4 separate regions of the Homo sapiens genome follow, and regions 1, 3 and 4 are each linked to region 2. Evidence: read pairs that join two places in POLR2A ChIA-PET (ENCODE). Cell type or tissue: GM12878. All regions are shown on one strand. Region 1 has its middle 94 kb from the start of MARCKS. Region 2 has its middle 11 kb from the start of LINC02541. Region 3 has its middle 49 kb from the start of LINC02518. Region 4 overlaps LOC107986639 (a long non-coding RNA gene).

The links. ChIA-PET counts read pairs that join two places held together with the same protein. Peaks named below come from ENCODE experiments on the same cell type or tissue, not always from the same donor. Only the 100,000 strongest peaks of a DNase experiment are listed, where the experiment ranks them.
Region 1: POLR2A ChIA-PET joins it to region 2 with 8 read pairs; 3 of 35 experiments call an interaction of 5 or more read pairs at or near these places.
Region 3: POLR2A ChIA-PET joins it to region 2 with 6 read pairs; 1 of 35 experiments calls an interaction of 5 or more read pairs at or near these places.
Region 4: POLR2A ChIA-PET joins it to region 2 with 8 read pairs; 1 of 35 experiments calls an interaction of 5 or more read pairs at or near these places.

The regions. Positions count from the first base shown.
Region 1 is chr6:113,761,181-113,766,180 of GRCh38, forward strand. No RefSeq gene overlaps it. Among named protein-coding and RNA genes, the nearest start is that of MARCKS, 94 kb to the right of the region's middle. In GM12878, no CTCF peak of the experiment used is centred here; a DNase peak (open chromatin) is centred at 2,901; H3K27ac peaks cover 1,726 bases.
Region 2 is chr6:113,658,717-113,663,716 of GRCh38, forward strand. No RefSeq gene overlaps it. Among named protein-coding and RNA genes, the nearest start is that of LINC02541, 11 kb to the left of the region's middle. RefSeq lists a silencer at 719-927. In GM12878, no CTCF peak of the experiment used is centred here; no DNase peak of the experiment used is centred here; H3K27ac peaks cover 439 bases.
Region 3 is chr6:113,480,112-113,485,111 of GRCh38, forward strand. No RefSeq gene overlaps it. Among named protein-coding and RNA genes, the nearest start is that of LINC02518, 49 kb to the left of the region's middle. In GM12878, no CTCF peak of the experiment used is centred here; a DNase peak (open chromatin) is centred at 2,044.
Region 4 is chr6:114,995,826-115,000,825 of GRCh38, forward strand. It overlaps LOC107986639 (a long non-coding RNA gene), which reads left to right. Exons shown (of 3, transcript XR_001744318.2): 2 at 2,432-2,594. Among named protein-coding and RNA genes, the nearest start is that of LNCPOIR, 450 kb to the left of the region's middle. RefSeq lists an enhancer at 1,980-2,069. In GM12878, no CTCF peak of the experiment used is centred here; a DNase peak (open chromatin) is centred at 2,146; H3K27ac peaks cover 433 bases.

The DNA of each region.
Region 1 (5,000 bases), 100 kb after region 2:
GTATTAAAAATGATCAGCAGTGGGCATCAAAAATACTAGGTATATAACTGCCCTTACTGGATTTTTTTTCTAAATTGTGCATGATTCGTTATTGAATTATCCAACAAAGCACCTGGTATCTGCCAGGCAGTGGGTTCAGTGGTGGATAATAGAGACCAATAAAACACAGCTAGTGTCTCAAGGTCAGTGGCACTAGAATATGGTAGACTGGAAAGGTCTAGATTATGGATAAAATATGAGGCCAGACTGAACACAGTGATATAAGATTAACATACAAGTGAATGAATTCAAGACAACCCAAATGGATCAAATCTCATATTTCATTTATTTTCCCACAAATGAGAGGCGTGCTATGTGCCCCAAAGAAGGGAACTGACATTTTTTACACCTACTTATAAAGATATTTATGAATCTTTTTCCAATCTAGTTCTGCAATTATGAAATGCCACAATCACAATGCCTGTTTATGCTATTTTAATAAACATGCAATAGAGAAAGTAGGCTTATGCACATCAAAACTAAGTAAACCTAGTTCTCCAAATTCTTATTTGCAGTATTCTGTATTGAAAGGTGAAGGGTATATGTAGATAACTTTCTGTTGTTTTTGCTATCTTGATGATGAGAAAGGATGGGAGAAGTACCAAATCTAAAGTAAAAAAAAAACCTAGAAGGAGCACAGAGCCAAAGGGTATGAGGAATCTTTAATATATTTTTATTTTTTCTATGCAGCTCTAACACACACACACACACACACACACACACATCCCACACCTTGCTCTTTTTGGAAACCAGAATTCCCCCAATTCTTCGGAAAAAAAGAAGTATTCAACTGAATTTAAAATACAAGAGGGTTGATTATTGCTGAGCAATTAAGACCTGGGAATTTCCTCTTCAAATTTATATTCTGTAGCTATCATCAACATGAGACTCCATATCATTTTTTTTTCCTTAATGCACTTTGGCAGAGGGCTTCATTTCCTATCAAATAGACCGTTTTGCAACCTTCTGTGCAGAACTGTACAGGTGGTCCAAGGGATAATGGAATGAAATTGAGCAAAAGAAATTTTAGTTTGAAAATTAGTGAAAAAAAAAAAATACCTGTAGCAAGGTCCGTGATTCTGTGAAATAATCTCCCAGGGGAACTGGTAATGTCTCCATCACACATATAATTTTAAACAAGAATGGAAAAATACATATGAGAGTATTCTATAAAGATATAGCCTGTATTTTAAAATGAGAGAAAAAATGACCTAATTTTCCCTCTGTAATTTTCATTATTCTGCTCTGAATGGTATCTTCACACATGATATCTGACAATTTGAGTATTTAAGGCAAAAAAAAGAAAAACCACAAAAATGATCTTTGGTCAACTCTTCAAGGCAAGAGTTAAAGAACTTTAAAAGGAAATATTCTTGTCAACAAAAATCGGGTTTAAATGTATGATAAGGTACTCATACTTATTTCATACACATTTATACACTTATTCAGTGTGTGTGGCTTGTTTTAAGATCAAAATTCATATGGGTTTGAATGTAGTCACCATTTCAACATCTCAGTCCCTGCAGCTGATGCTGATATTGATGTTTCCCGTTAAGAGAAAAATCCCGTTTTTTAGGCTGACACAGGAAATACCACTCAGCACTGGAATACATATGAAAATCAGGAAATTTTCAAAGATGTAATGCAGGAAATCAACCAGGGAATATTCAAATTGTCACAATGTGCTTAATATTTTAAACATTTCTTCCTCTTTTAAACAAATGCTGAGCAAAGCTTCCTGTGTTTCAAAAGCAACACTGATGGACTCTCAAAATGGCAAGTCCCACATATTTACCATCTCTTCTCTTCACCCTGAATTTATTTTCCTGACTCAAGGTAGTTTCCAGGGCTTAAAAGATGGCCTATGTGGCACTTAAATGTATTTATGTTTAAACTCCTGTCTTCATGGAGTAGATAAGAAGTAAAATCAGCCATTGTCATGGACAACTTGCTCCTCTGAGTTCTTAACTGTTTTGGGGGGAAAGTGAAATATCAAGGAGTAAGAAACCTGTTTTCAGTTCTTGAGAGACTTACAGGCCAAGTGAGAAGAGGTGATATAATGCTAGGAACATAAACACAAGGCACTGTTATCTGTGTTTCTTTACCTCTAAAATGTGGGAATATTACTTACTTGGTGATAAGATTAGAAAAAATGATTGTTGCAAAGCACTCAGGCACATATAAGTGCTGTATTAAAGATCATTATCATTGAAGAGGAATTCCCAGATGAGTAATTTTAAAAGATGAAGGTGAGCTCAGATACTGGGGAGAAGCAGCTGTCAAGAACAGATGAGACAGTCTGAGGCAGCCCCGGAAAAGTTTCTTGGACAAAGCAGGACTTATACTGGGCCTTGAAAATTTAGAAAGACCAGCTAAAAGGCAAAGAAAGTCTCTGTTTACTTCCAAAAATGGAGATTGGCAGGACTATCTGAGGTGATGACACATTCCTTGAAACTCCTTTCTTGGGTGATCCTGACAGACTGATTTCCCATATCTTTTAAACCTGTTTTTCCAACTAAGTGCAAACATTAGAGATGAGCTCATTTACAATTTAGTCCTAACCCAAATTTGCCCCAGTTCAAACTCCTCCAGAGGACAACCTGAGAGCACTCACTAGCCAATACTTTCTGAAAAACCTCTACAACAGGGCAACACTCTGAAGACCCTTGGAGATCAGTGGGGAATGGGTTTGAGAGCAAACTGAAGCCACCTTTCAACATAAGTCAAAGTTAACCAGGCAATTCCTTTCTAGTCACCATGGACAAGTGAAAGCCCCACACCCCTTGAGTCAATGGGAAGTCATTTCTTAACTCCCTTTTGAGAAATGCTGCTGGTGATTCAGCACTACATCCTGGCTCACTGGGACACTGTAAGTGAAATTTCCTTTAACAGCCACCCCACCACCTTGTGAAAGGTGAGTTTCCCAGGCTAGAATTACTCATGAGCACTCTTGCTACGAGAGGAGAGAGGGTCAGAGGGTCAGAGGTTCAAGGGAAGTCTTTCCTTCACCAACATCGGAGAGACTCCAGAAGCCTCTTTGAGTCAGTACTGTATAATTTACTATCCAAACTGGGAACGTTTTGAGAATAAAATGTGGCACCACTAATAATTGTGCAGCAACAACAGATGGAAATGGGGGAATTTCCAGTCAAATCAGAACACAGGATTATTCTTTTTTCTCTTTTCTTTTTTTTTTTTTTTTTTTTTTTTTGAGACGGAGTTTCACTCTGTCACCCAGGCTGGAGTGCAGTTGCACGATCTCGGCTCACTGCAACCTCCACCCTCCGGGTTCAAATGATTCTCCTTCCTCAGCCTCCTGAGTAGCTGGGACTACAGGCGCCTGCCACCGTGCCCAGCTAATTTTTTGTATTTTTAGTAGAGATAGGGTTTCACCATCTTGGCCAAGCTGGTCTTGAACTCCTGACCTCGTGATCCACCCGCCTCGGCCTCCCAAAGTGCTGGGATTACAGGCATGAGCCACCGCGCCTGGCCTTTCTTGTTTTTTTTTTGAGATGGAGTCTTGCTCTGTCACCCCAGGCTGGAGTGCAGTGGCACGATCTTGGCTCACTGCAGCCTCAGCCTCCTGGGTTCGAGCAATTCTCTTGCCTCAGTCTCCTGATTAGCTGGGATTACAGGCACCCACCACCACGCCTGGCTAATTTTTGTATTTTTAGTAGAGATGGGGTTTCACCATGTTGGCCAGCTGGTCTTGAACTCCTGACCTCAAGTGATCAGCCCACTTCAGCCTCCCAAAGTGCTGGGACTACAGGCGTGAGCCACCGCGCCTGGCCAGAACACAGGATTATTCTGTCTTTAGGTTGTGAGGTCTCATCTTCTAAAAATAAAGACATCCATTTGTCAAGGATTTACTAAGTGTATACTATGTGACATTGTGATATATGCTAGAGATAGTATATTAGCTGTTTTTGCCCCAGAGACCTCAGACTAGTAGGGGTAACCAACACACACACACTGGCATTTATAAAGCACTGTGGAGGTCAGGGACCCTGGGGAACACCTAACACACCTTGCAGAGTCAGAGATAGCATCCCGGAGGAGATACCGACCTATCTATTAATATGTCTTCATTAGGCAATGAAGAAGGCTAACTGAATTCTGGGCTTAAAAATAGCATGTAGTGTCATTGAAAAACAAAAATATCTAATATTTATGGACCAGTTACTGTGTCCTGGCCATTCTACATGTAATAACTCATTTAGCCCATACTTCTAGGACCTCCATCTTGCAGATAAGGAAATAGTAAGTAATTTCCAAGATATACCAGTATTAAAACACTAAAAGCATCTGTGTCCTTTTCTCTGAATCTTGTTTTGACCAAGAGTACATGGAAGTGATGCTATGAGACTTCTGAGGCCAGGTTACAAGAGACCAAACAGCTTCTACCTGGTTTTCTGGAACATATGTGTTGGATCTCTGAGATCCCAATAAAATGCCCACCTACCTGGAAATCACCATGCTGGAGTGGTGACCTGAAGGCACTCCAGTTGACAATCCCTGCTGAGTCCATCTTTCAGCCATTGCGGTCCAGGAACCAGGCAAGTGAGAAACCATCATAAAACAGATCCTCCAGACCAGCATAGATGAGCTGTCCCCACTGGCCTTTCTCTGAATCTGGACCCACTGAATTTGTAGCCTTAAATATTTCTTGTTTTATACCACTGTTTTAGTGGTTTGCTTCATAGCAATAGTAGTAACCAAGTCACAAAAACACAGGCCTAAGCAGGCAATGAAAAAGGATTCAAATCCAGAAAATCTGACATTGAAAACCATTCCTTTAGCTCTTGTTTCCCAAGAAACATAGCTTCTTTGTAGACATACCGGTATCTGTGGTTGCTGACATAGGCAGTTCAGTGCAGAGAGTGATTTGAGATGGATTGGGGGAGAAAACAAGCATCCATCAAGTTATAGAAGTCTTTATAAACCACATTAAGGAGTGTGGA
Region 2 (5,000 bases):
TCAATGTGTACTATAAATTCCTGTCCCAATGTTCTCAGGGACACAGATCTCTAATTAATCCCTCCCTCTATATATTCAACTTTCTCTCTTTCTTATTTCTTCTGATCAGTAATTAAACAAGCTCAAATCTAATGGTGAGGAACTGGAGGGGACCTCCTTTTTTTCCAAATCCCTTCTGTCTCATGCCCTATAGCACTTCTACTCTTCATAATTGAACTTCTTGAAAAACTTGACTGTACCTACTTTGTTGCCTCACTTCCCAGTCATCCTCCTGAATCTATCATAGTCTAGAGGTTTCTCTGTCATGATTCTACCAGAATTTCTTGCAGGAAGACCACCAAAGTCTATAAAAGACTAAATGCATTGGGTAATTTTAGTCATTTTCTCAGTGGCTTTTTCTTCAGCATTTGACACTGCAGGTCACTCTTTAAAATACTCTTTTTGTGGTTTCTCTTGCTCCCCAGTCTGCGGGTTTACTACTCACCTTTCTGATTGTTCCTGTGAAGTCTCCTTTACAAGTTTCCCTTCCTATCCTTCTCCCTTAGAGAGTAAGTATTAGCATTTCTTGCTTTACATACTTTCTCTGGATTATTTTCCTCATTCCTAGGATTCCAAAATCCCCCAAATCTTTAATCTCAAACTCTTCTATGGACTTCAGATCCATATCTCTAAGCACCCCAAACTCAATATAGACCCCAAACAGAAGTCACCCCCTCTTCTTCCCCATGGGTTCACTCTGGAGTTTATCTCAATACAGGGCATCACACCCAGCCAATTGCTCAAGTCTGAATCCAAGAGTCACCTCTCTCTCTTCCTCTCTCTCTCTTTCTCACGCGCACGCACACACACACACACACACACACACACACACACACCATATATTTACCACAAAGTCCTACTGAGTCAAATGCTAATTACTGCAACCTTACTATCACCCAGCTCATTTTATTTTGTCAACTGTCTCAGTGAGTGAAACTGTTCAAAGTTGTGTAATCTTTGTAAGTCATTAGTGTAGCTAAAATGATCGTTTGTGGGGAGTTTAAAGTTCTAATGTTTTTAGGAGATTGAAAAAATCTAGGAAAAGATTTTCTGTTTCTTCTTCTCATCTTTTTAATAATAGTGTTGGTAAGATGATATTCTCAATTTTCTCAGAACAATTTTCCGCAGATACACATCTTCCGTGTTTGATCATGCTGACAAAATTGGGAGGAATGTGTTTTCTTTCTGCAAACATAACATTTCTACAGCCTCAGAAAATACAGGTTATTGCTGTTTGTCTGGGCACATGAACTACATATCTGTAACAGGCTGAACTGAAACAACTGAATCAATGTTACAAACATCCATTGGAATCAAGAATAATAACGAGAATGTCACAAGGATCTGAATTTTATTTCTCTGATATCTAGAAATCACAACAGATCACCTGTCTAAGCCAAAGGTCACAAGTGGTGATAAGCTCCAAAACCAGCTTATCCTCTTCCTCAGTCTCTGTAGAAAGAGGTCAACACATGGACTTTTAGTGTAAAGCTCGCTGTCCTATTTGTTAATACACCCTTCAGGGTGTTATCAATGGTTTTCTAAATTCAGGAGAAATAGTAAAGAGAAACAAATTAGCAAAATACCAAGTAGATGCACAACTACACTTCTAGTGGAAAGCAGAGGAGAAACCCTTGCTAGATAGAAAGTTCTTTCTTCTTTTAGGCCTTTACATCTTCATTACACTCTATGCTTCCACTAGGCAAGCTAAAGGCTACCAGTAGTTCATACAGCGATGACCTCAATTTTATCAGGTCTCAGTTTTTTCTTTTTTTTTTTTTTTTTTTTTTTTGAGATGGAGTCTCACCCTGTCACCAGGGCTGGAGTGCAGTGGCGCAATCTCAGCTCACTGCAAGTTCCACCTCCTAGGTTCACACCATTCTCCTGCCTCAGCCTTCTGAGTAGCTGGGACTACAGACACCCACCACCAAGCCCAGCTAATTTTTTGTATATTTTAGTAGAGACAGGGTTTCACTGTGTTAGCCAGGATGGTCTCGATCTCCTGACCTTGTGATCCGCCCGCCTCAGCCTCCCAGAGTGCTGGGATTACAGGCATGAGTCACAGTGCCTGGCCCAGGTCTCACTTCTTTTTTAAGCTGGAGCAGATTGAGTATGGTAATATATTTTCTTTCTGTCTGTCTGTCTGCGTCTGTCTGTCTGTCTTTCTTTTCTTCCTTCCTTCTTTTTTTTTTTTTTTTTTTGACTAAATTTCACTCTTGTTGCCCAGGCCGGAGTGTAATGGCACTGCTCACTGCAACCTTTGCTCACTGCAACCTCCACCTCCTCAGTTCAAGCAATTCTCCTGCCTCAGCTTCCTGAGTAGCTGAGATTACAGGTGCCTTTCACCATGCCTGGCTAATCTTTTGTAAGGTATGGTAATATATTTTCTACTTTCTTATATTATCTTGAGCTGGTAGGCACATACTTATATAAGAGAGAGATATTCAGTTTTAGAGGAAGCTTTTTAGCAAAAGCCTACCTTTCATGCCCACCACTGTGGGCACAGAAGTCAAAAAGTTAAAAAGAATAAAATTTTTAAAGTAAAGTAGTTACAGTAATTTGGTTTTGGAGAAATACTTCTCTTGGTAAATGTAATGTAGTCTAAGTGTACAGTGTTTATAAAATCTGTAGTAGTGTGCTACGATGTCCTTGGCTTTTACACTCACTCACTAACTCATCCAGAGCTGCTCCAGTTCTGCAAGCTTCATTCAAGGTAAGTGCCCTATACAAATGTAGCATTTTTTAATCTTTAATTAATGTATTTATATTTTTTTGTTTTTTATTTATAGAGATGTGGTATTGCTATGTTGCCCGGGCTGGTCTTGAATTCCTGGCCTCAATCGATCCTCTCACCTTGGCCTCCCAAACTGCTGGGATTACAGGTGTGAGTTACCAAGCCCGGCCATTTTTTTTCTTTATGCCATACATTTACCGTACCTTTTCTATGTTTAGATACACAAACCTTACCATTGTGTAACAATTGTCTGCAGAATTCAGTCCAGTAACATGCTGTGTGGGTTCATAGTGTAGAAGCAATAGGCTGTGCCATATATACTACGTGTGTAGTAGACTGTACCATCAAGGTTTGTGTAAGTTCACTCTATGATACTCACATGAAGATTCATTTCTCAGAATGTATCACTGTCAAGCAATGTGTGACTGTAACAATCCAGGCAAAAAGTGCCAAGTTCAGTCTTGAAGAGCACATAATTTCCACCTGAAATTTTAAATAGCCTCAGGTTTACTTAGAACTTGGTGTTCATACAAATACCACAAGTTCCAGGCTCAATGAAAGGTAAGTAAGTCTTGAGAAAGCTCTGATCAGTTCAAGCATGAGCTTAGAAAAGTAATTAAATGGACACCCAGACAAAGACTTTGGAGAGAGAAAGCTTCAAATCACTATCCAAATTGAAGATGATTGCCAAAAAAAAAAGAACATTTCCTCCCTTTGTCCCTCTCCCGCTCCCACTTCCTTCCTTATAACGGCTATAAATATTAGTATAATCTGTTGGAATTTCCAGAAGAAGCCCTCCTCCCAATTGTGCACTTTCTTTATTAATCAGAATGAAACTACATATTATGAAATGTATATTAGAGACAGTCCAAGAAATCATCAAAACTTCTCCACTTTGTGCTTCACTTTTTGTGGCGGAGGTGTGGCAGGGACAGGGAGGGGAAGATAAAGTCTGTGGGGTTAAGGGAAGGTGACTCTGGGTGAGGGGCAGATATGATTCACTTTTAGAATGTGTGACTGTATACAATCCAGGCAAAAAGTGCCAAGTTTAGTCTTGTCACTTTTAGAAGTGACAATTTAGAAACAGATGATTTTGAGCTAAACCCAAGTCAGGTACCATCCTTAATTCAGCAGTTATTTCCAATGAGACCTCAATGCTTTCTTTAAAACTATCAGCTGAGCACTTGTGTAAATTTATACTGCTGTTGCTTTCCAAACTTTTCAACCAAGTTTCTGCAGTCTTGAGAGAAGAACTGCATTGCTCTATCAACTAGACTTTGGTAGACTTTAGCTTGCCTAGTGGAAGCATAGAATGTAATGAAGATGTAAAGGTCTAAAAGAAGAAAAGAAGTTCAAGTGGAGGCTAAGAACTTCTGTGTACAACAGGAGAAAGGTTATCAGAGATTTGCATAGAGAAAAATTTCTTGATAAGAAAGTGCTTAGGAGCAATCCTAGTCGATTAGAATCTGTTTTCCTAAGATTAGAAGTTGACATTTTGATTGCAGTGTAATTACAATTATCTGTAACACTTTGCAAGTTGAATACAGGAAAACACTAAACACAAAACTTCTCTAGTTGGGAGAGAGAAGGGAGGGACGGCACCACAGAAAATCAGACCAGAGAAAGTAGAGTCTATACAACCCCCTTAATTTACAAATGAGGAAGTGAGTCTGAGACCATTTAAATTATACAGCAGTGCTCTCAGCAAATTGGTATCTGAGGAATTAGACTCATCACTAATGAAAGGGATTTCCACCCAAGGTGATGGGAGGTTTAGCAGAGATATTTTGGGAAAGGCAGAAATTCCAATGTCCTTCAAAACACAGTGTGTTTATACATGTAGTGAAGTTGTTTTCAGGGTATGTAGAGTATGCAAACATATCTCAACATTCAAAATCCATATAACTATCCCTAAATGCCATTATGAACATAACGGGGAAACAGGTAGTATTCTGATATGTAGCATTCCTTAGGTTTGCTAAGATTGTATGCGTTGTGTAGACAAGCTGCCTTGGCAAAATAAGACAATTGTTCAAAAATATATATATATACTATCTATACAGTTCAAGAGAAAGTTGGCCCATATTATCCAAATATAGTAATTAAGTCCATTGGCCACTTGATTGCTATAGTCTTTAAAAATCCCTGGAACTAGCCACGCACAGTGCCTCACACCTGCAATCCCAGCATTTTGGGAGGCCAAGGTAGGAAGATCTCTTAAGGCCAT
Region 3 (5,000 bases), 180 kb before region 2:
TAAGGGTACAGTCAGGCTGAATTTTAGAAATTTCCCTCCACTAGCAGTATGGGATACATTAAAGTGAGGAAATCTGAAGTTAAGAAAGAGGGTTAGAAGGCTATTTCTATCCAGACAGACTTAGTAATAAGGGCTTACGAAAGGGGACTACCAATAGGAATAAAGGGGAGATGGATTTGAGGTTTGAGGTAACCAATTTGAGGAGAAAAATGTAAGGGAGGGAGAAATCACGGATTCCTGGCAGGTTTCCAGTTGGAGGAAACTACATGGATGGTGGCACTTTCACTAAATACAACAGGACGAAGTAAAGGCATGAGGGTTGTAGAGAAGGGGAAGATGCTGAGTTCAGTTTTTTTCATGCTAGGTTGGGGGTGCTTATGGAAGCTCTGGAGAGGTGGTTGTTCAGTGGGAGCATGAGTCTGGACTCAGAAGACAGCCAGGAACTGGAGATGCCGATCTGGGAAGCTTCCACACGCAGGTGTCCTTTGAAGATATCAGAGAAAATAAGATCAACTTGGAAAGGTGTCAGTGAGAAAGGAGGTAACCTAAGAACAGAACTCTGAGAAAAACCATCATATAAGGGAGGATCAAGGAAAACCACTCACACAAGGGAATAAACTGGGAGAACTTGAGGGAGAAGTAAGGCCTGAACAACATTCACTAAAAATAGTAACGAGGGATTCATTAGTGACTTTAGTAAGAGGAATTCCAAGGATCATATGAGCAGCAGCCAGATTAGTGTCTAGAATCATGATTTAGGATTTAGGATGCAGTGGCTCACTCCTGTAATCCCAGCACTTCGGTAGGCCAAGGCAGAAGAAGAATCGCTTGAGATCAGGAGTTCAAGACCATCCTGGGAAACACAGAAAAACTCCATCTCTCCAAAAAAAAAACAAAAACTTAGCCGGACATGGTGGAGCATCTGTTGTCTCAGCTACTCAGGAGGCTGAGGTGGGAGGATCGCTTGAGCCCAGGAGTTCAAAGCTGCAGTGAGCTTAGATCACACCACTCCACTCCAGCTTGAGTGACAGAGTGAGATCTTGCCTCAAAATAAATAAATAAAGATTTAGGGATGAATTAACGATGTTGAGGATGAAAAGCAGAGATATGGGCAATGAAGCTAGACCATGAGCGGGAGAGGAGACAATAAATAGAATCCACCAGAAGAGGAGACTCAGCCAAGCTGCTTTTATTGCATTATTTTAAGATGGAAGATGTTTATTTATTTGCAGAGAAGAAAGGAGCATGGAAATATAGATTGAAAAACACAAATGGGAGGAAATAATAGATGAAGTGGGTTCTCTATGAAGACAGGAGAGAGTGGGCTAAGAGGATATAGGGAAAGAAATTGGCCTCAGAGAGAAGGACACTCCTCCTGAGAGAGGTGGGAAAGGCCTTCGGTGAGTGCAAATGCAACTGCATATTTTGGGTGAGGGAGAGGAAGCTGAGGGCCTTCTCCCTGCATCTCCTGCAGGAAGATGCAGAGAATGTTTCACAGAGAACATTGAAATGTCTGAGTCATCTTAAAGGAGGGAGCATCTTGAAGGCTGCACTGTTGCAATCCTTCCTTGGGTGATATGAGGAAGGTGAGAGCCTTGTGACCAGAAGCGGGTAATTAAAATTTACAACCCCATGGGCAGGAGTTGCTAAGAGATCCTTCTAATCCATTGAGAGCAACACTTTTGTTGTGAGCCTGACTGCGAGGGGCTGAGGTTCGATTCACTGAGAAACATGTGGGGACTGAGGTGGAGTGTGGCAAATTGGTGGGGTCGGGGGTAAGAAAGCAAGGCAGAGGAGACAAGTGGAAGCTGCTTCATGGAAAATTTGGGCCCTGGAGGATGTCAGAGTTCCAGGTAGTTACCAAAGATGATTCCTGAGTCAATTAATTATGGGAGGAAAAAAGCTATTGTAGGAACATATTTATCTATGTCATTACCCTGCTTACAGTCCAGTATTGAGAATATTGTGGGTGGGGGAACCCCACCAAGCCAAAGGGGCAGGGCCACTCTGCAGAGCCCTGAAGGTGATGATGCCACTACAATGGGCCTAGAAGGCAGGATGCAGAACCAAAGAGGATTCTTCTCAGGCCTTAAGATCTACTGGAATTTGTTCCATTTGGGTTCATTCTTCCCTCTTTTCCTGGACATTTCTCAGGATCATGTCCTCAATTCTGTTCCAATCTTACTTTATAGTTTCAAATCCTAATTTCACATTGGAATGACTTCAGAGACTGTTTTTAAAGTACTGATTCCTGGTCCCCATTCCCAGAGATTTTGATTCCATTGATCTGGGATGGGCTTAGACATCAGTATTAAAATAAAATAATAAAATGAAATAAAATAAATCTCTCACTGGTGATGCTAGTGCACAGCCATGGCTAAGAACCACTACTCTTTAGAGTTGCCCTGAGTAATTCTATTCATTTCCATAACTAAGATTACTATATCCACTGTTAGCTTTAGCTTAGCCAGTGTAACAGAGAGAAGGAAATCATGGATAATCACAAGTTTATAGAGAGAAAATAGACAAAACATGGTACAAAATGGTTTTAAAACCAATTTATTTAGTAAAAGTTATTTTCAGTATGTAGGGACATATTTACTACTCTAGAGACATCACTCAAGAGTATAAAAAATTAATGTTTCAGAAAGGTAGCATTGCATATAGTATTTAAAGGAAAATCATTCAAAAGTTTTCAAAGCTGTCTTTATCATATTGCTATCTCATAGCTGAGCTCTGCTTGTTTTCACGTATTAGAACAAAAACATCACACAATCTGTTTCACTCTGAGAAAAATCCCCTCTTCACCTTTTTAATGGCCCGGCCAACTGTCAGCAGCATAAAGTTCAACTCCATGGGGGAGCTCACGTTTGCTGGTTGACCCCTGAACTTCACTATCACTATCATTTTTCTTTTCTTCACCTCAGAATGTTTTCTTTTCCTAAAGTCTCAGACCTGAGTTCACATAGTCAAAATATTCACTCTTTTTTTTTTTAAGAAACAACTTTCTGGCCTCCAAAAGTGTGATTTGCAATTTGAGCTCACACCAACAGAAAGGAACATATTCCCTGTCAATATTGTAGCCTCGTGTCCAATCGGTAAGAAGAAAGGCTCCTGGCCAGGCACGGTGGCTCACACCTGTAATCCCAGCACTTTGGGAGGCTGAGGCGGGCGGATCACTTGAGGCCAGTAGTTCAAGACCAGCCTGGCCAATATGGTGAAACCCCGTCTCTACTAGAAATACAAAAATTTGCCAGGCATGGTGGTGCATGCCTGTAATCCCAACTACTCAGGAGGCGGAGGTTACAGTGAGCCAAGATCATGACACTGCATTCCAGCCTGGGCAACAGAGCAAGACTCTGTCTCAAAAAAAAGAGAGTCTTGCAAGTTGTAGTAGCCAGTATATACTCTGTTGGTTACTACAACCTAGATTGTAAATATCTTCTAAAATACTGCCTCATAGGAATTTTACTCAATGTTTTTAAACCATGTTCAATTCACAGCATACAAAAAAAAGTACATGCTGAGCACTGTGTATGTTTAGGGCTCCCAAATCTATAGTTCTATCTTAAATTCTTTATAATAATGTCAGACTGTCCTACCAAAGGTCTGCTGAAAAATCCACCTGGATGTTCCAATAGACTACTCATAAAATACCCAAAAATGAGTCAGTCTCCTCCATCATCATATTCCAGGAGTCTGCTCCATCTCCAGGCTCCCTCTTTTGGTAATTGGCACCTTTAGCCTCTTGCTGGCCACCAGGCCAGCCTCTGCCAATGCTTCAGGGCTCTGCACAGGTTTCACCCCTTCTGATATTATTATACTTCCCTGGCACTGTGATGACTATCTCATCTCATTTGGAGGAGAGTGAGGGCTGGTGAGAGAAAATCCAAACCACTGTTATTTTTGAATTGTTGCTATTATTACTACCATTATTATTACTTTTCAAACAAGTACATTTGTGGAGATCTTCTTAGCATTCTATTATCTTCCTATTGAAATGAATATAAAATCGAAACTCCTTATCATAACCAACTTGATCCCATAGGATCTGCCCCCTGTGTTTCTTTTTTTTTTTTTTTTTTTTTTTTTTGAGGCAGAGTCTCGCTCCGTTGCCCAGGCTGGAGTGCAGTGGCACAATCTCAGCTCACTGCAAGCTCCGCCTCCTGGGCTCATGCCATTCTCCTGCCTCAGCCTCCCGAGTAGCTGGGACTACAGGCGCCCACGACCACACCCAGCTAATTTTTTGTATTTTTTTAGTAGAGACGGGGTTTCACCGTATTAGCCAGGATGGTCTCGATCTCCTGACCTCGTGATCCACCTGCCTCGGCCTCCCGAAGTGCTGGGATTACAGGCGTGAGCCACCGTGCCCGGCCTGGCCCCTGTGCTTCTAAGGTTATCTTTTGTCCCTTACCAGCTTCCAGCCACAGAGGCCTTCTTGCTATTTCTTTCATTCTTTTTTTTGGGAGTCAGAGTCTTGCTCTGTCACACAGGCTGGAGTGCATTGGTGTGATCTTGGCTCACTGCAACCTCTGCCACCCGGGTTCAAGAGATTCTCCTGCCTCAACCTCCCAAGTAGCTGGGATGACAGGAGCCCGCCACCACGGCCAGATAATTTTTGTATTTTTAGTGGAGACAGTTTTCACCATCTTGGCCAGGCTGGTCTTGAACTCCTCGTGATCCACCCAACTCAGCCTCCCAAAGTGCTGCCATTACAGGCATGAGCCACTGCGCCCGGTCTCTTTTTTTTTTTTTTTTTTTTTTTGAGACAGAGTCATGCTCTGTCGCCCAGGCTAGAGTGCAGTGGCATGATCTCGGCTCACTGTAACCTCCACCTCCCAGGTTCAAGCGATTCTCCTGTCTCATCCTCCCAAGTAGCTAGGATTACAGGCATGCGCCACCACACCCAGCTAATTTTTGTATTTTTAGTAGAGATGGGGTTTTGCGATGTTTGCCAGGCTGATCTCAAACTCCTGATCTCAGGTGATCCACCTGCCTCA
Region 4 (5,000 bases), 1.3 Mb after region 2:
GTGTACAGTGTAGTCAAGCCAAGGGGAACTTTTAAGGCCATCTTGCTCAGTAACAATCTAATCTATATTGTGAAATTGAACATTACATTTAAGTATTTTCCGTATAATTTATGTGCTAAATCATGAGCATCAGAGTGATTGAAGTGAATATAGAAATGTATAATGCCAGGAAAAATTATGCAGTCTGTTGATGAAAAGTGTCAAGCTCTGTAAAATATTTGAAGAGAATTCTTCTGAGCCAAATATGATTGACCAATGGACTGTGACGCAGCCTCAAGAGGTCCTGAAAACATGTGCCCAAGGTGGTCAGGCTACAACATGGTTTTATACATTTTAGGGAGACATAAGGCATCAATCAATGCATGTAAGATGTACATTGGTTGGGTCTGGAAAGGTGGGACAACTTGAAGTGTGGAGAGGGACTTCCAGGTCATAGGTGGATTCAAAGGTTTTCTGACTGTCTATTGGTTGAAAGAGTTTTATCTAAAGACCTGAAATCAATAGAAGGGAGTGTCTGGCTTAAGATAAGAGGGTGTAGAGACCAAGGTTCTTATTATGTAGATGAAGCCTCCAGGTAGCAGGCATCAGAGAGAATAGATTGCAAATGTTTCTTGTCTGACTTAAAAAGGTACAGAGATTTTCTACAGAATGTAGATTTTTCCCCAAAAGAGACAGCTTTGCAGGGCCATTTAAAACTATGTCAAAGAAATATATTTTGGGGTAAAACACTTGGATTTCTATCAGGGCCTGCTGTCTATCATGTTGGTGTCGCATTATTACAAAGATTCCCTTTGTCAGTCTGAAGGTATCTTTTTTAATGTTAATACTGGTCAGCTGTGCCTGAATTCTAAAGGGAGGAAGGTAGAATGAGGCATGTCCGGCCCCACATTCCCATCATGGCCTGAACTACTATTTCAGGTTTACTTTATGATGCTCCTGGCCAAGAGGAGTCCATTCAGGTGGTTGGTGGGCTTAGAATTTATTTTTATTTTTATTTTTTTTGGTTTACAAGTCAAAACTAACATAGCTCAAATGAAATAAATGATCAGAAAGTGCTTAACCTTCTACATGAAGGAAATATGTACTACATGACATATAAATCAAGTTACAGATGAGCTTCCAAGCACAATTTCAGAAGCACAACATAAGAATGCTACAAAAATGGTTGCTGGATTAACAAGTTTCTTCAAACATTATTTAAAAGGAAGGAATTCATAAACACATTCGTTTTTATGGAAGAGACATCTCCCACTAAGCAATCAAATCTTAATAGGAAAAAAATGGTTTGTGTGAATGAAGCCATTAAAAAAATCCATACAAGGATTTCTATAATTAATTCTAGAAGATAGCATTTCAAATAAAGAAAATTTCAATGACATTTTACACATGGTAAATTAGTTAAAAAAAAAAAAAAGCCAGTTGCCTTCCAATCACCTTCTCTTTTTGTGAGAAACTCAGCAGTATAACACCTATCTCCTGTATTTTCACTCCTTATTAGTCCTGAGTTGGTTTAATCAAGATAAATAAAGTAAAAAATAAAATGAATCCTGAATGGCATTTTCTTTTTGTCTACTCCTTTCTACCCAAATGCTTTTCATTTATTAATTGAGTGTCATTGCCTCTTGTTTCCCTAGGCTTGCTACACAGATCATAAAATGTGGAAAATTTGGGTGTTTTCAGTTTAGGTGACTTTCATTTAACCATTTTTTATACTCTTCCTCCACCCCAGGCTCTGCCAATATCTTGAATGCGCATATACATGTATACACACACACACATATGTATCTGTATATATGTATATTTCAGATACAAACATATTTTCATAAGACACACATATGTAGAAATAGAGACAGTGAAGATATAGATACATAAACATATACACATAAACTATACACATATACATTTATATACACGTATATATAATGGCTTAACTATACTTTATTTATATCTATGTTTGCATTTATAGCTTAATTTTGTCCATATTGAGGGACTAAGTGGCTAAGTGGGCTGGACTCCCTGGGTCAATACGGACTTCCCTAAGGCGATTTTCCCCTAAGCCAAAATGAGTCATAGCTGCAAGCTAAGGGATTGAAACTTCAACCAATCAATGGGGACTTTCCCCTAAGCCAAAATGAGTCACAGCTATAAACTAAGGGATTGAAACTTCAACCAATCGTATAGGGGGTTTAAGCTCTAGCTGCAGCCTGATGTTTTTAACCAATCAGGCCCGCCAACCTGCAAGCAGATAGAAAATAAGCTAATCCTATAGGACAGAAAAAGGAAAAGGGGAGGAGTCATAAGTGGATATAAGCATAAGACACCTAAGCCAGAAATGGCAACCCTTCCAGTTCCCCTTCCACTGTGTGGAAGCTTTACTTTCACTTTTGCTTTACTTTGGCTTTAATAAATCTTGACCCAGCACTCTCTTTAGGTCTGCATGCTTCTCAAATTGAGCTGTAACACTCACTGCTGCGGTCCAAGCCTTCATTCTTTGAAGCCCGTGGAACCACAAACTCTTCAATTGATAAAAACCTTCGATCGGAAGAGACTTCTCATCTCATTTCTGGGGGCCTGTCCGGGATTTCTCTGAAGTGGTGAGTAACATCGGACCCCTTTTGCTTGCTATTCTGTTCTACCTTCTCACTAGAAATTGAAGGAAAACACCAAGCACCTGTCGGCCATTTAAAAGTGACAAGCCTGGCCACCAGACTTAAGACATGGGTGTGAGGCTTTCTGGGAAACGGCTCTTTTACAACCCCCGGCCCTCCAGGCTGGGTGCGTTGGTTTGCCTGAAACCAGTTCCACCTTTCTCTACCTTTACCCAGGAAAAGCCAACGGCTGGCTAAAGGTGGAAAACTGTTGTCCCGGACTCCCAGCACTGATCAGTCCAGATCATGGCACAGTGAGAAGCCGCTATGCTGCAGCCGCCCATGTGTGCATTCCCTGCCTTTTCTGACCCATGCCTCCTGGGTCCTAATGTCCTCAGAGAAAAATTTCTTGGGTCCCTGTTCTCTAGGATCTTTCCTACCCCTGAGTCTAAGAATCTTTTAGCTAGGAGTCTAAGTTGACAGGGGTGGCAATCCCAAGACCCTTGCCTATGGTGCCCCCAGGCTTATTCTTATGCAAATGGGTATCAATATACTTATAGGGGACCTGTCCCTCATAACCTACACCCTAGGCACTATCCGGGACATCAAAAGGCATTCCAGTGGCTGATAGAAGGCCTAGGACATTTTTCCTTTTGTTGCCCAAAACTTACTCCAGATTGTAGAGGCTACTTTAATTACCACCTTTCCTGCCTGGGATCAGTGATTAGAACTGTGGAACTTGTCCACTAGAAGCAGTCAGAGGTATAGGGTGAAAACAATGTAACAGACAATAGGTCCCCCGATTCAAGTCCAAAGGTCAATAAATATTCTTATTTATTGACAGAAAATTTGGGTACAAAAAGCACTGCTCCAACCTTGGTCCTCCAATTTGCCGCTGCCTACCCTAAAACTGTTGTGCTTCAGTGCCACTTTCAAGGAATTTATCTTGCTGGGAAAGCTCCAGGCCCAGAAATATGCTAATTGGTGCCTGGTCTCTGAACTCAAAATATACCCCAAACCTAAGACCTACTCGCAGATGCAAAGGCAATTGTGGGCATGCTGGTAAGGAGCCACTAAAATCCAGTAGCCCCGGCCCCCTTTTTTGTGGCTAAAAAAGGGTGGGAAACAAGTGCGGGCAAAACTGCTATGTCAGTTAAGTGCAATTAAATCTGATAAGCAGTGTTCCATGAGTGATAGTGCACCCTGGAAAGAAAAGGACACTAGAACCATAGGGGACACCCTAGGGCTAGTGCTTACTAGGGGATGACTAGGGGTGTGGGCACTCCTGTGTTCTCCTTTCAGATGGGAGGCGCTCCCTCAAAAGTGAAGCCACCCTTGAGGTATATTCTGGATAATTGGGACCAATTCGACCCTCAAACACTGAAGAAGAAGTAACATATTTTTCTGCAGCACTGCCTAGCCATAATATCCTCTTCCCGGAGGAGATCCATGGCCACCTGAGGGAAGTATAAACTATAATACCATCCTACAGCTAGATCTCTTTAGTAAACGAGAGGGCAAATGGAGTGAAGTGCCATATGTACAGGTTTTTTTCTCATTAAGAGATAACCCACAATTATGTAAAAAATGTAATTTACATCCTACCGGGAGTCCTTAAAGCTTACCCCCATACCCAGGTCTCCCCACAGCTCCCCCTAGTAAGGACTCTCCTTTGGCCCTAATGGCCCAAAAGGAACCAGACAAAAAAATAGTCAAGGAACTGAAAGGTGCCAATGGTCTCAATTGTGCCCCCTCCAAGCCGTGGTAGGAGGAGGAGACTTTGGCCCAGCACGAGTACATGTCCCCTTTCCCCTCTCAGACTTAAAACAGATCAAACCGGGCCTAGGAAAATTCTCAGATAATCCTGATGGATACATAGATGTCTTACAGGGATTAGGACAATCTTTTGATTTAGCATGGAAAGATATTACATTGTTGTTAGGTCAAACATTAACTCCCAATGAAAAAGAGGCCGTCTTAACTGCAGCCCGGAAGTTTGGGGATCTCTGGTACCTAAGCCAGGTAAATGATAAAATAACATCAGAAGAAAGGGAACAATTCCCCACAGGCCAACAGGTGGTTCCCAGCGTGGATCCCCACTGGGACCTCGATTTGTAGCATGGAGCCTGGAGTCGCAGGCATTTACTGACTTGTATACTAAAGGGATTAAGAAAGACCAGAAAAAAATCCAATAAATTAGTCAATGATATAATGCAGGGAAAGGAAGAAAACCCCATGGCATTTTTAAAGAGGCTAAGGGAGGCATTAAGAAAGCATACCTCTTTGCATCTGACTCTATTAAAGGCCAACTAATTTTAAAGGATAAGTTTATCACCTAGTCAGCTGCAGACATTAGAAAAAAACTTCAAAAGTCTTTCCTGGGCCCTAAGCAAAATCTGGAAACTCTATTGA